Linked DNA regions of Homo sapiens: region 1 is linked to region 2. Evidence: chromatin contacts called from ENCODE Hi-C or POLR2A ChIA-PET data. All regions are on one chromosome and are shown on one strand. The core of a region is the stretch at or near the end of the contact, and the rest is flanking DNA. Distances in the headings are between cores, read along the strand shown. Region 1 has its middle 170 kb from the start of FAM9B. Region 2 has its middle 110 kb from the start of TBL1X.

The links. Hi-C counts contacts between places; a loop is a spot of excess contacts on that map. ChIA-PET counts read pairs that join two places held with the same protein, here RNA polymerase II (POLR2A).
Region 1: a map of natural killer cell shows a loop between it and region 2 (2.3-fold over the local background). The contact joins two enhancer-like sites. A Hi-C loop is called at or near these places in 1 of 168 maps with a recorded cell type or tissue (natural killer cell). POLR2A ChIA-PET finds 5 or more read pairs at or near these places in 2 of 52 experiments (activated B cell and activated naive CD4-positive, alpha-beta T cell).

Annotation. Positions count from the first base shown.
Region 1 is chrX:9,204,440-9,207,139 of GRCh38, forward strand. No RefSeq gene overlaps it. Among named protein-coding and RNA genes, the nearest start is that of FAM9B, 170 kb to the left of the region's middle. Within about 2 kb of position 1,277, at least 2 of the 41 ENCODE cell types and tissues checked have a DNase peak (open chromatin) inside an H3K27ac peak, as active enhancers do; they include natural killer cell, where a contact is called at or near this core.
Region 2 is chrX:9,350,922-9,353,621 of GRCh38, forward strand. No RefSeq gene overlaps it. Among named protein-coding and RNA genes, the nearest start is that of TBL1X, 110 kb to the right of the region's middle. RefSeq lists enhancers at 1,513-2,700, 1,791-1,850, 1,871-1,980. Within about 2 kb of position 1,435, at least 13 of the 41 ENCODE cell types and tissues checked have a DNase peak (open chromatin) inside an H3K27ac peak, as active enhancers do; they include natural killer cell, where a contact is called at or near this core.

The sequences.
Region 1 (2,700 bases), core at 27-2,526, 150 kb before region 2:
TAAGAAATGATGTTGCCATTAAATATATTGTTTGAAATGAATATGTAAAAATATGAAGAAAGACATTATAATATTAAACTTAAAATTCAGAATACAGAACTGTATATTCAGTGTAATCACAACCTTAGAATGCAGATTTTTTAAAATTCAAAGATTGGAAACAGATTCACTAAAATGTTAGCAGTCAATATCTTTAGGTGATGGAGATAATAGAGGATTTTGTTCATCTAGAACTTGCTGATGCAAAGATAAAGATCATCAGTGTTCATGGCCAAGTTTTTACTCCAGTTGACATACTCCAGAAATGAAGCAAAGCTGAGTCACTCCTGGGTTTGCTATTAACAAATAGACACAGTGCTATCATTTTACGAGACCATCCTGTGAAGCATATTACACATATTAGGAAATGATCTTAACAGGTGAGAAATGCTCTGAAAATATACACGTAGAGTGCAAGGAATCATGTACGTGCCCAAATGGGTTCCACTAAAAGGGAAGACTCGTTCAGAATTGAGACAACCATACAATACATTCATCCTTTCCTGTTCTCTGTTCTAGGTCTCCTCCACCATCTAAGAGTGACAGACAGTTCAGGAGATCTTAGGGACCCAATTCTTAAACCAAGTGATTTCCTGACCAGTTCCCTAGCTATAGATATGCCTCTGCCTAAAACTTTCCCAGTTGCTTCAAATTTTGAGATCCCAGAAAAGCAGATGTCCAACAGATATTCAGAAGGATAGAAAATGTTGTTCCCTCAAATGCTGACTTAACCTTGCAGTGTCCTTTGGCTGCCCTGAAGGAGATCCCTAAAGAATTCTTCATAAATACAACGACACTGCTTTCATATGACACTGGCAGCTTCAGGTTGTAAATAACAGGAAGCACCAAGGGGTCACTGATGAGAAGAGCCTCTGCTTTACACTCAGGCAGGACAAGGCTGAGGTCCAGGGTCTGTTACTCTGGGTCCAGTCCTGACCAAGTTTCATCCATCGGAGAGCAATTAAAGGAGAAAAAAAAAAAAAGGGTAAAGAAATAACAAAAGTAATAGCAGCTACAGCAAAATGAAGAGTTGCAAATAATTTCTGTCTTAGTCCATTCAGGCTGCTCTAACAAAACACCATAGACTAACAACAGACATTAATCGCTCACAGTTCTTGGGGCTGGAACCCTAAGATCAAGGCACCAGCAGATATTGTGTCTGGTGAGGACTCACTTCCTGGTTCATAGATGCGTGTTGGAGCCATAGTGCACCCTCGCTCTGTCCTCACAGGGTGGAAGGGCAAGGGAGCTCTCTGGGTACTCATCTCGTTCACAACGCTCCACCCTCATGACCTCAGCAGCTCCCAAAGGCCCACCTCCTGACACCATCACCTTGGGGGTTAGATTTCAACATGAATTTTGGAGAGACACACATTCAGTCTCTAGCAATGTCCAATCCATGGAGAAAGAGCAATACAGAGAAAGGATGATCCATGGGAGTTTGAGAAGTAAAGAAATAACCAGCACCAAGTTCATGATACAAGAAACACCAGGAGGAACACCGAGCAGGGAACCCTGTGCTCTGGGCAGGCGACAGAGCTCCATGTGAACTTATTCTGTTCTTTGAAGATTTCTCACTCAGGTTAACACCTAGACTTCACACTTAGGTGTGAATGTCACTTTTAAAGACATTCACCTCCACATTTTCACCTTCTTCTTTTGGAAGAGAAAGACGAAAAAAAGAAAAAGATCTTTGCATTCTAAAAGATACTTTGTCACTGCCTGAAAAAATAAACGGCTGCTCCAAAGTAGTAATAAATATTTTTTCATTTACTGAGCAGCTGCTATATGCCCCAGACCCTGTGGAGTGCTTTTGTTTATGAGCTCATTTAAGTCTTGAGGCAGGGGCTCTCTGCTTCGCTTTATGGATGAGACGGAGAAGCCAGCATATAGACGAGGTCTTTTCTAAGGTGTCAGTCATATCTGGCTGAATTATCTGATGCCTGAGCCCATTTCTGTATCTGCCCCACACCGTGGGTTCCCACTCCAGCCGACTTCATCAATATTCTGGACGATGCGAACAGCATCCTAGGACTACCCTTGCTGCGTGGCTTCTTCTCTCCTTTAATCAAAGGTGCCAGGGGCCCAAACCTGAAATTGCAAGGGAAGGAAACAGTAAAAGCAGTAACTACCTCATCTCTTAGCTCTGGTAAATCGTCTTATTTCTCTCAACTGTAGTATCACAAATGCACGCTCCATGGTTTTAGCAAGTCTTGGACTCTCAGTAGAAAACACATGCCCAAACAATACATGTTAATTAACACAGGTGCTGATTGCTTTGTCATTCAAGAAAGGGGAGTCGCTTCTTTTAATCAGTGTGATGAGAATCGCCAAGGCTAAATGCAGTTTGCTGAGGCTCTGAGATGTCTTGAAGGATTATATAATTCCCCTACAAAGTGAGAATGCTAGAATGTCAGAATCACCCTGAGGGCTTTAAAACATCTTGGTGCCCAGGGCACACCCAAAACCATAAGATCACAATGTTTAGTCAGGCAAGGAGTGGGAGCCAGGCTCCCCTAGATGATTCCGGGCTGGCCAAGAAACTGGGGCAGTAATGAAATAACGTGAGGTAATAAGTGGAAAAGAGCTGATGAATTTTCAGGTGATTTTCATTTACACTGAGGAAATGTAACCAAGTTGGGAGGAAAAAAATCAATGATC
Region 2 (2,700 bases), core at 185-2,684:
ATTCATACTTTTAGGTTAAAATTTACATTTTAGTCTCCTTGACGTCTGGGTATTTGGAAAAAAAGAAAAAAAATTAACGTTTTAGGCACTTCCATTTTTCTCGAGAGCCAAAATTTTCCTTTTGTTTTCATTATTAATGTCTATACAACGAAAACATGCATCGTACATTTTTAAAATCGACTTTCCTTTTGCTGTTTTTGCCATACATTTCCTGACTGGTTTGTAAAACAGCCAAAAAGAACTGAGGAGTGGTAGCTTATGCTATGACCAAAAAATATACATTTCACAAAATTAAGTTGTCCCACGCTTGAAAATAAAATAAAATCACTTGCCAGTGACTTTGAATGTGGCTAAGCAGTGTGGCTTGCCAATTATGAGGTGTGAAGATAAAGGACTGTCACGCTAAACTTGTCTTCTTTCATTTGATGTCAGTTTCTCAGAGTAGGGACCTTGAACCACCTGTACTGAACTTGGAACCACCTCAACCTGCCCAGCTCCATGGATCCCAGCTCCAGGGTGAGATCTTAGGTGACTGCCTTTGTAACACGCATCACAGGTGGCTGAAACACACCCACAGTTTGAGACCCACTGTCTGGTCTAACATCACTCTGTCCTCGGAGTTTTTTTTTTTTTTTTTTTTTTTGAGACAGAGTTTCGCTCTTGTTGCCCAGGCTAGAGTGCAGTGGCGCGATCTCGGCTCACCGTGACCTCCACCTCCCACGTTCAAGCGATTCTCCTGCCTCAGCCTCCCGAGGAGCTGGGATTACAAGCATGCGCCACCACGCCTGGCTAATTTTGTATTTTTAGTAGAGATGGGGTTTCTCCATGTTGGTCAGGCTGGTCTCGAACCCCTGACTTCAGGTGATCCGCCCGCCTCGGCCTCCCAAAGTGTTGGGATTACAGGCGTGAGCCACTGCACCCAGCCTTGTACCCGGAAATTGAGAACAACACAAGCCCCTCCCAGAAACACTACACATCCTCTCTTGTTGTGGCTGCTGAACTTACTCTGACACATTCCTTGGCTGAAATACCAGCAAGCCACAGACACACCTTGCCTAAAGGCGTCCACAACACCACTGATGCAAGCAGTCGCACAGCAAAATTTTGCGGCCACAGGGATCCACCTGCTGGCCCACAACTCACATCTCTGGCCGCATTGGGTTCCAAGTGCGCTCAGGAGTTAATCACACACCCTTTCTTCTTGGCTTCTCTCCTCTCCTGAGGCAGGTATTACAAATACAAACACCCATTTCCTTCTCTGTGTTTATGCTTTCTTGGCACAATTCCTACTTGAAAGGTAGGAACAAAAATTCAAAATGCAAATACCCTCAGCTCAGGAATCACATTCTTATCTTTTCTTAGGAGATGACTTGTTTTTAACTTTAAAAAATCCTCAACATAAAAAAATGGTTTTTGTTACATTCTTGAGACAGAAATCTGCTAACTTGGCAAATTTTTTTTAAACTTATTCCTTTCGTTATGGTCACACACACCTTTCTTTTCTAGGGGCAGCAGTAATTTGCATTAGACACGACGCACACTTGCTTTCATTTCTCAGTGTCTAAAATACCATCTTCTTGTCACTTCTCTTTATCAAGCCATGCACCTAACAATGACTTGTTCGCTTCAGGAGACTCAGGAAAAGGAGCTGCTGGTCCTTGTTTTATCTGCACATTTCTTGAAGGATCCCATCCAGCAAAACCTGGCCTGCCTTCCCTGGAATTTTAATTTTGCCCCAGATTGTGTGTTGGTTTTATTATTTAAACAAATTTTAAATTACAGGAGTACAAGGAGCCCTAGAAGCAAAAGAAACTATTCAGATGACTGCTTAGAAGCTTTCGTAAATTCTGCAAGGTGGTGATAACTGTCGATGACTCGGCAGGTTTTTCGGAGAAATGTACAGGAAGCGAAACCCACTGCGTGTCTAACGGGTCCAGTATGTCATTGTGCAACGTCCCACAGGCCTTCAATGTCCTCAGAGCTATTTTGTGACCTACACACTGCATGGAGATGCCCCACCGGCTTTGATTGCACCCTCTAGCAAAAGAGATTTCCCTGCAGCTTGAATGGGGCAAAGCAAGTTCTTTGAAACAACAACCAAAAAGATGCGGGTTGGGGAGAAAAGCTTGGCTCTTTCCCCAGACTCTCTGGATAGCGCAGCTTTCCTTTTTTCTATCCTCCTGGCTTTTTGTTCTCCATCATTACTCTGAGTCAGCAAGGAAGAAATGGCAAGGGACTCCGGAAAAACATGTGTGATAGGGTGCCTGAGCAAAAGGCAACATTTCATCAGTTCTTTTTATGAATCAGTCTTTGATTTGGGGATGTACTGTCCAAAGTGAAAGACTCCTTGGAGATTTGCCTGGTAAGAGAGAGACATGTGGTAAACCAATTCAAGGTCAGGCAGATCGGGCTTGGGTTGCATAGGTTTTTGTAGCCCAGCCCCCCAGGCTCTCCACTCACCCTACAGCACGCATTAGCTGCGTGTCTCTTTGCATAGAGTCGCTTTTCATAAGGATCCTAAGGTGCAGGGGAGCAGCAGCCAAGGACAGCTGCCCAAAGTAGCCTGCTTCCAGGACTGCAAAGAAATGGAAAGAGCAGCATGAAAGGACCCAGTCATGGCCTGGCACAGTGGCTCACACCTGTAATCCCAGCACTTTGAGAGGCCAAGGCGGCCGGATCACTTGAGGTCAGGAGTTTGAG